Linked DNA regions of Homo sapiens: region 1 is linked to region 2. Evidence: chromatin contacts called from ENCODE Hi-C or POLR2A ChIA-PET data. All regions are on one chromosome and are shown on one strand. The core of a region is the stretch at or near the end of the contact, and the rest is flanking DNA. Distances in the headings are between cores, read along the strand shown.

Region 1 (4,960 bases), core at 2,049-4,548, 240 kb after region 2:
CAGGCAGAGAAGTCCTACACCACGTGTCAAACTCGGAACACAAAGAATCACTGTCTTATTGCTTGGTACAGTACTCCTGTTTGTTGAGAGCCCATTTACTAGAGCAGCTCTGTTTGTGCTTAATGAAAGCTCTTTTCTGAGAGGCAACAGAGTGTGTTCTATCATAAATGAAGCGCTCTTCAAGAACTTCCTGAGCAAAAAAAAAAAAAAAAAAAAAAAAAAAAAATGCAGTATATGATGTGACTAGAGAATCAGATGTGAAAAACTAGTTAGCTTAGGCCATGACTTCTCATCAGGGCTACCATTTCCAGTGGAGTATTTCTGGTTGCCAGTTGTATCTGTGCATAATGTGGCCAAAGTTTTTAGCATTGTTTAGTTCTCCTATAACCACTAGACTTTTCTGGAAGGTGCTCGCTCTCTTGATGGAGATATTGCAAATGGACCACAGAAATTGGGCCCAAGTGGCTATTAAACTAGTTCCTTAATTTGAAAATAATCAAAGCGTAAGAAATAAACATTCAGGCTGGGTGCGGTGGCTCATGCCTGTAATCCCAGCACTTTGGAAGGCCAAGGTGGTTGGATCACTTGAGGTCAGGAGTTCAAGACCAGCATGGCCAAAATGGCAAAACCCCATCTCTACTAAACATACAAAAATTAGCCGGGTGTGGTGGTGCATGCCTGTAATCCCAGCTACTCGAGAGGCTGTGGTTGCAGTGAGCTGAGATTGCACCACTGCACTCTAGCCATGGAGACAGACTGAGACTCTCTCAACAACAACAACAACAACAACAAAAAAGAAACATTTAACTTGCCTTTCCAATAGGAACTGCTTTTCATGGTAACTAAATGGTCCCAGATAATGAAGAAAAATCTCTTTTCTACTGAAGAAGGTCTGCTAATCATGTAGAAGATTGATAGAACTAGTGAACTGACATTTTGCAACACCCTGAACTCAGGCAACAAGTATCAAATTGTTGAAAGCGTTAGGTTGATGGGAAATTGAATATTTATATAGAGCCAAAGTGATACCATACAGATTTTTACCCAGTTGCAAGGAAAAGAATGTAACTGTGTCCTGTCATTGCATCAAAAAGTCACTCCATTCAGTGGTTGATCTCAGTGTCACTAATTGTGGGTCAACAAGATAGTACATGTTCCTGATGTGATATAAGATGAAATAAACAACATTACTTGTGATGTATAGCCAAACTTGGCTCAAACTTGATAAGAATAAAAATTTTAATCTAATTTTCAGTTGATAAGAAATACAGAAAACAAGGGACCAAACTAACACCATAAAGAAGTGTCCAGAAAAATCCAAAACATGGCCCAGCCTATAATACATCTGGCCTAGTCTATTAACAAGTCAGTGTGAGATAAAGAGAGAGAGAGAGAGAGAGAAGTGGGGATGTGGGGTGGGGAGGAAGAGATAGAGAAACTTAACTAGTTTAGAAGAGAAACTATTATAACGCAATGCGTAGACTGATTAAACCAGATGTAGAGAATGTTTTAAAGATGACTGAGAACATCTGAATATAGACTGGTATGAGAAAAGATAAAAGTTTATATGGAAAAGTAGAAATCATTGCATAAAAATTTCAGGTTATAAAATAGCATGTACAGTATGGTTTATTTTGGTACAAAAAATATAGAAATATATACATGCAAGTTGGTTGTCTAAACTGGAACACTTATGGGGGTAAAGCAAGGCACTATTGATATGCCAGGATAACAGGTATAAACTTATCTTCCAGGCAAGCTGGGAGGAATGCTCATCCTTCAAGCAGCTCTTCTGAAACTTCAGTGTGAAGGGGAATTGCTTGGGAGTTGGGGTATGGTGGGTCATGTTAAATGAGGATTCCCAGGCTCTATTCTCAGAGATTCTGATTCAATAGATCTGGGGGTGGGCCCAAGAATCTGCCTTTTTTGTAAGTACTCAGGTGATTCTGCTGCTGGGACTGGTGAGGGAATGGAGCCTGGCCAACAGCACTTTCTGTAGGCATCATCACTAAGTAGGGATTGGCTAATCCTTGTGGATTTGTTTCACGGAATTTTCCTTTTCTTTTTTTTTTTTTTTCTTGAGGTAACTGCTTAGAAATCCATCTGTTGCCTATTAAAGAAGACTGGAGGCTGTACGCAGTGGCTCACGCCTGTAATCCCAGCACTTTGGGAGGCCGAGGCGGGTGGATCACCTGAGGTCAGGAATTCGAGACCAGCCTGACCAACATGCAGAAACCCCGTCTCTACTAAAAAAATAAAATAAAATTAGCCAGGCGTGGTGGCAGATGCCTGTAATCCCAGCTACTTGGGAGGCTGAGGCAGGAGAATTGCTTCAACCTGGGAGGCAGAGGTTGTGGTGAGCCGAGATTGCGCCACTGCACTCCAGCCTGGGCAACGAGTGAAACTCCGTCTCAAAAAAAAAAAAAAAAAAAGAAAAAAGAAAAAAGACTGGAAAGTATAGTGGTATAAATCAAAAAGTATCAGAGACAGATCTCAATCAACTTAGCAGTTTATTTTGCCAAGGTTAAGGACATGGCCGGAAGAAAGGAACACAGATACCACAGAAACAGCATGTGGTCGGGGCTTTTCTTCAAAGATCACTTTGAAGCCTTCAGTATTTAAAGGGGAAAAGCAGGCTGGAAGAGAAAGAGGGAGGATGTGGTCACATGACTGAATCCACATGTTGCAAGAGAAAAGGAGCAAGTAGGAGAACAGACAATTATGTAGTCGTCTCCCACTCAGTAAATCAGCACTGATCACTGATAAGGTGAACATAGAGTAGCTGACTGTGGAGACATCCGGCCTTTTATCTGTAGCTGTCTGCTTAGGAACAAAGAGAAAGGCAATTTCTGGCCATGACTCAGCTTTCAGCTTAATGTTTTCCTTTTGGCATCATGAAACGGGGTCCTGAGATTTTATTTTCTTTCACGGTGGTTAAATAAATGGCCTTTAGAGTTTGATAGAGTTGGGTCTGATTATCAACTTTAGCACTGTGTGCTGTATGACATTGTCTCTTCACATCACTAAGTCTATTTTCTTGTAGGTGAAATATGAATATTGACAAAGTTGGTATGAGGATTAAGTGAGATAATGCATTTAAAGCACATAGTCTCAACAAACAATAGTTATGACTGTTATTATGATCATTGTTACTATTCTTGAACGGGCAGTGAATACATTGTGCTAACCCTGGACCTGCCAGATAGGTGTCTTCTGCCTTTCAGATTCAGGATGTCTCCCGTAAAGCAAAACAAAAACCTATCCTGACCTTCTTGGATGATTCATAAACACTTGGTGAACAGTTTTTACTACACATTTGTTCCCTGATAGCCCCTTAGAAGTCTGTGGAACTGGCTGGGCGTGGTGGCTCATGCATGTAATCTCAGCACTTTGAGAGGCAGAGGTGGGCGGATAACTTGAGGTCAGGAGTTTGAGACCAGCCTGACCAACATGGTGAAACCCCGTCTCAACTAAAAATACAAAAATTAGCCAGGCATTGTGGTGGGGGTCTGTAATCTCAGCTACTTGGGAGGCTGAGACAGGAGAATTGCTTGAACCCATGAGGCGGAGGTTGCAGTGAGTCGAGATCGCGCCACTGCACTCCAGCCTGGGTGACAGAGTGAGACTCTGTCTCAAAAAAACAAAAAACAAAAAACAAAAAGAAAACTGTGGAATAGTTGCCTGAGTCTTTGGGTGTGAGATACTTATGCAGCACAGCAGCTTCAATACTGTGCTCTGAAATCTCGGGTCTAGTTACTATGGAATGGAAAGCTGAGGACAGGGAGTAGAAGGAGATTCTTCAGTAGTTTTTTGAACTCAACTTGTCCATTCCAGCTAAACTTTATTTCTTATGCAACATAAGTCTATGAAGGCAAGATTTTTCTTGGCAGCATAATTACTGCTACCTAATAAGGGAAGAGAATTTCCTTCTAAAGATTCCTGCTGTTTTCTCAGCAGGTGGGAACTTTTGCACTCTGCAGCTGCTGGGTGCCATTACTGTCCGTCCTGGGCTTGCTCTTTCCATTCTGAGATGGGAATGGAAAAATCCACAGGGAACAATTGGTAATTCCATCCTGATTTGTATGCATTTTGGGGTGTTGGTTTTGTTTTGTTTTGTTTTGCTTGCTTTTTTTTTGTTTTTCTTTGGTACTTCTATTCTGTAACCTTGTCACTTATATTTTTTGAAAAGTCAAGATGCATCGTTTGATACATAATTAAATATTTGAAAACAGGGACTGTCCCGGAACTCTTGGACTTTGGGCTACTGTGTGCATAACCTCGTGGAGGGTTCTGAGCAGCTCTGTCCATCTACATGTGAAGGATCAAAGGGTGCCCCAGGTGTGTCCCTACTGACTCCATATAAGGCCCAGGGGAAGTTGTGCCCTGAAGATAAAGGAAATTAAGCTTCAGCACCCTTCAGTTGTCAGGGACTAGACCTTTCTAAGACACCAGGCAGAGGACCTAGCAATGTGTGCATATGTTTCTTTTATAAATGGCAAAAATAAGACATTTTTCTATTGTTTTCCATTAAAGATGGTCTCAAAAACTTTGTAAGTTTAGGCCCCACAAATCTGTGTCCACCCTTGACAGGCTTCCTCTGGCTATGCCTGAAGGATTTTCCCTTTATATAACTAGATAGTCAGCAGCCTCAACTCCAAGCCAGGGCACACTGGCATGCCAGGGATGGTGTGGGAATGCAAGTAAAGAGGGGCATTCACAACTCTGTTGGCTGCTGGATGCAGAGAAAACCACAAGCTGGATAAAGAGCAGCCTCTGGGGAAAAACAAGCTGTAGACCTGAGGTCCAGCAGCAAGAGTTCCTTCTTCAAACAGGTGGTTAGCAAGTGGCACCCATCAGCTACCTGTTAAGTCTTTGAGAAAAATTAACGACCTACTTTATAATTTATACAAACAAAAATACTGTCGCCTATGTGCTGCGCCCCAGCCATTCCCCAGCCCTG
Region 2 (4,824 bases), core at 77-2,576:
TATGTAGGCCGGGTACAGTGACTCAGCCTGTAATGCCAGCACTCTGTGACGCTAAGGTGGGCAGATCCTTGGAGATCAGGAGTTTGAGACCAACCTGGGCAACATGGCGAAGCCCCGTCTCCACAAAAAATACAAAAATTAGCCAGACGTGGTGGCAAATGCCTGTAGTCCCAGCTACTCGGGAGGCTAAGGCAGGAGAATCGCTTGAACCTGCGAGGTGGAGGTTACAAAGAGCCGAGATCTCGCCACTGCATTCCAGCCTGGGTGACAGTAGAACCCTGTCTCAAACAAACAAAAAATTCTTATATGAAAATATTAATAATTAGCTTTTCATTTATCTGCTTTCTTAGTTTGTCTATAACATACAGGCAGCACAAAGGGGTGTCAAGATTTCAGGCAAGTAGGATGCATACTCACTTGGCAGAGACTGGGTCTGTAGTTAAAACCCATCCTTTATACTCATTCTTCTCACTGGCTGTCACTCGGACCTCTTTGTAAATGTAATCTTGCCATTCTAAGGGGCCTTTCTTCATCCATTCACTCATGATTGCCACCTGGCTAAATCTGAAACAACCACCAGTGCTGGTTAATATATGTTCCACGTAAGCAAATGTCTTATCCCTAATCTCCATCCTATCCTAGAGACAGAGAACATCTGTGATTTGCCTCAAGTTCGTAATAAGTAACTTAATACAATTAAGTATTAATGCATGTACTGATAGGAACTGATACTATAGTTGGGGAAAAGAACACGTGTAAAGGCTGCTTGAGAATTTTTATCAGGAAAAGGAAAATAGTTAATATGTACAATTCGGCCTAAAGCAGAGGGGTCACCGATTTGCCGCGGGTGCAGTCTGAGGAAATTCATCTGGCACAGGTCTATTCCGATCCACAACCACATTCCAAATCGCTTTCACTCTGGCCTGCAGATGATGCTCAAACCCTTCAACTCTGCTTTTCCTTCCATCGATCAAAGGAGTTCACCCCACTCCTCAACTGAACCAGAAAACTCTCCTGATATCCACCCACGCGCTCTCTGGCTCTGTGTCTCCGCTGGATCCCGCCATCGAGAGGCTCCCCCGATTTATGACAACTGCCCCTTAAAATTTGTTTGAAGGATGCACAAACGAAGGGCCAGCGGCTACAGCTCTAGAGCTTAGATTTCTGGTCCTGTCCTGCAGCCACACGATACCTAACACTGTACTAAAAACCAAATGGTACTTAACGTTTAACCCTGACAAACGAGAAAAATACCAGTTAAAAAACTCCTCGCAACTCTGGGTACTCAGCAACCATGCTTTGAGGAAGGATCGTTGAGCGGAGACCGCCTGAGACCAGCATGCTTTGCGCCGATCGTCACTTCCTTCCCCCAGAAACCTCTGTTTTGTAGTCCTACTTGGAGGTCTGAGAGTCGCGGGACCTAGAGTGCAGGGTGCGGACAGAGTCTAAGATTGTTCTGTAATAATAATAATAATAATGAACCGCCATGTCCTCTAAGGCTATCCCTCTCCATTGCCACGACGGACAGTTCAAATAATCTTTTTTTCTTTAAAGAGGAAAAAGCGGCCGGGCGCGGTGGCTCACGCCTGTAATCCCAGCACTTTGGGATACCGAGGCGGGTGGATCAGGAGTTCGAAACCGGTCAGGAGTTCGAGACCAGCCTGGCCAACATGGTGAAACCCCGTCTCTACTAAAAATACCAAAAATTAGCCGGGCCTAGTGGCGGGCGCCTGTAATCCCAGCTACTCAGGAGGCTGAGACAGGAGAATCGCTTGAACCCGGGAGGCGGAGGTTGCAGTGTGCTGAGATCGCACCATTGCACTCCAGCCTAGGCAACAAGAGCGAAACTCCGTCTCAAAAAAATTAAAAATAAAAATAAATAAAGAGGAAAAAGCTCGTGCCAGGTCCTCAATGATAGTAGACTTGGAAATGCACTTTCGCCTTAGAATCAAAGCACATGAACCCTCAGAGTAAATCCTAAAGCTCTAGGAATGTGAGGTGAACGTGCCGTGGAGAAGAGCGATAGGGTTGCTACAGGAAAGGGGTCCTGATCCAGACCCCAGGAGAGAGTTGTTGGATCTCGCGCAAGAAAGAATTCAGAGCGAGTCCGCAGTGCAAAGCAAAAGCAAGTTTAGTAAGAAAGTAAAGTGGTGAAAGAACAGCTGCTCCATAGACAGAGTAGGATGTTCCCGAAAGTAAGAGGAAAGTGTCCACCCTAGATACAATAGTCCTATGTATGAGGAGATGCGCTCTGCTACAAGGGTTTATGATAAAGGATTAATTTTCTTAATTACTATATTTTTCAAGCATCAATACTATTATCTTTAAAGCAAAATTAGGAATGCCTTTGTTCTCCAGGTATTGCGATATCTGGACACTCCCAAGTCTGGGTCTGTTTAGTAAACTTTTTTTTTTTTTTTTTTTTTTTTGAGACAGAGTCTCACACTGTCACCCAGGTGGAGTGCAAAGGTGCGATCGAGGCTCACTGGAACCTCCACCTGCCGGCTTCAAGCGATTCTCGTGCCTCAGCCTCCCTAGTGGCTAGGATTACAGGCATGCACCACCACATCTGGCTAATTTTTGTATTTTTAGTAGAGACGGGTTTTTGCAATGTTGGCCAGACTGGTCTCAAACTCCTGACCTCAAGTGATCCGCCCGCCTCGGCTTCCCAAAATGCTGGGATTACAGGTGTGAGCCACCGCGCCCGGCGGTAAACGTTATTAATGTCTTCCCTTAACCGTAAACATCTAGAGGCTGGGAATGCCTAACTTTCTGAGAATGCAGACCAGCAAGTCCCAGCCTCATTTTCCTAGCCCTCACTCAAAACGGAGTCACTCTGGTTCCAACGCCTCTGACACGGCCAAGGTATTTCTTGTTTGCTTGGCTTGTATAGGCAATTAAAATGCCTGCTCCTTTGGGATGTGCCCTCAGTACAATCTTGAGAAAGGTGCAGAAGCTGGAAAGAAATGAACCAAACCGGGTTGAATTTTGTCTAGCAGATCACTCTCTATAAACCCCTCCAGTGGAAAAGTGCAAAAGACTTGCTTCTGCTACGGATTTCTGGTCACGCACTTAACTGGCTTCTGGCATGATCCAGAATCTTTTTTAGGACTGAAAAACGGTACAAGGTGGTAAACGCTGAATTCCTGGAAATGTAAAAACCAAGGGAGATTTACAAAAACCAAATGAAAACACTATTAAACAAAGGTGTAGAAAACATCAAAAATGTATCAGCTTTTTCCTTACTCCTTGAGATTTAGGTTCCATATAATCTTCAAAGTATATTTTCTTATTGTCATCATTTGAATCTTTCCCATAGCCTTTATTCGTTGCATGATTGGCTGATTATATTAATGTAGTTTTAGTGGATTCTTAGATTTTGCTGGTTAAAGCCCTCTGTAAATCTACTAAGAGCTCATATAAGTGCCAATTGTTATCACAGTGTGAAGGAAAACACTTGAACTCGTAAAAATTCAGTCCAAAAGAGTTACAACCAACATGTCACAAACTGTTCATTTTCTTTTCTTTTTTTTTTTAGCGAGACTCCGTCTCGCTCTATCACCAGGCTGGAGTGCAATGGCACGATCTCAGCTCACTGCAACTTCCGCCTCCTGGGTTCAAGTGATTCTCCTGCCTCAGCGTCCTGACTAGCTGGGACTACAGGCGCCTGTCACCATGCCCAGCTAATTTTTGTATTTTTTTAGTACAGAAGGGGTTTCACCATGTTGGCCGGGATGGTCTCGATCTCTTGACCTTGTGATCTGCCTGCCTCGGCATCCCAAAATGCTGGGACTACAGGCGTGAGCCACCGTGCCCCGCCAACAAACTGTACATTTTCATTTTAAGCTATAATCTATACTCCATACTCCAGAACGAAAGACTTTGGCCTTTGTGCGTGTGTGTGTGTGTGTATTCTACAAGTAGAAACTAGTGTCAAGGTAAACTTCAGTTACTCCCCATCCTTTTTTTGTTTTGTTTTTGGTTTTGGTTTTGAGACAGGGTCTCATTCTTTCTTCCAGGGTGAAGTGCAGTGCAAGGATCATGATTCACTGCAGACTGGATTTCCTGGGTTCAAGCGATCCTCCTGTCCCAGCTTCCAGAGTAACAGGGACTACAGGCATGTGCCACCATGCCCTCCCTGCTAATGTTTTTCTGTTTGTTTGTTTGTTTGTTTTAATTTTTGGTAGAGACAAGTTCTTGCCATGTTGCCGAGGATGGTCTCTTAACTCCTGAGCTCAAGCGAGCTCAAGCGATCCTCCTGCCTCGGCCTCGCAAGCTGCTGGGATTACAGGCATGAGTCACCCTGCCTGGCCAGTTACCCTTTTTAAGGTGATGAGACTGGGGCAATTTCCCTACCTTTTTGCCCCTTTAGCCTCCTAAGTAAAATTCTCGGGAACTGCTGATGCAAATCACTGACTTCTAAGAGACTGTTGCCCAGCCCACTTCCTAATACAAGTTCTCAGAATGGCCCTCTCCTGTAGCTGGTTGTCACTGAGTTCAAATGGTGCCACCTCCTTTCCTAGGTCAGCCCTTACCCTTGGTCCCCCTAGAGCCTCTCCCACTCCAGTTGGTGTCCCTCTCCTCACATTGTCTTCTTTTCTACTTCTCCTCTATCTCCTTCCAAAGGTTTGCCTGCCTCACCCTCAAACCCACAAACACACACATACCTTTCTCTGCCAAATCCAAAATGACTTATTTTATTTTATTTATTTATTATTGTTATTATTTTACACAGTCTTACTCTGTCATGCAGGCTGGAGTGTAGTGGCGCCACTCGGCTCATTGCAGCCTTGATCTCCCAGGATCAAGCAATCCTCGTGCCTT

The links. Hi-C counts contacts between places; a loop is a spot of excess contacts on that map. ChIA-PET counts read pairs that join two places held with the same protein, here RNA polymerase II (POLR2A). Pooled maps may share reads with other maps.
Region 1: a loop to region 2 is called in a pooled map, with 2.9 times the contacts of the local background. The contact joins the enhancer-like site here to the promoter of GEMIN6 in region 2. A Hi-C loop is called at or near these places in 1 of 168 maps with a recorded cell type or tissue (B cell), 2 of 37 single-sample maps with no recorded cell type and 11 of 50 pooled maps. POLR2A ChIA-PET finds 5 or more read pairs at or near these places in 7 of 52 experiments (GM12878, H1, IMR-90 and 4 more).

The regions. Positions count from the first base shown.
Region 1 is chr2:38,540,848-38,545,807 of GRCh38, reverse strand. No RefSeq gene overlaps it. Among named protein-coding and RNA genes, the nearest start is that of LINC02613, 28 kb to the right of the region's middle. RefSeq lists an enhancer at 4,187-4,481 and a silencer at 4,187-4,481. Within about 2 kb of position 3,298, at least 4 of the 41 ENCODE cell types and tissues checked have a DNase peak (open chromatin) inside an H3K27ac peak, as active enhancers do.
Region 2 is chr2:38,774,712-38,779,535 of GRCh38, reverse strand. It overlaps GEMIN6 (gem nuclear organelle associated protein 6), which reads right to left and starts at 1,326. Exons shown (of 3, transcript NM_024775.10): 1 at 1,255-1,326; 2 at 418-564. The coding sequence starts at 545.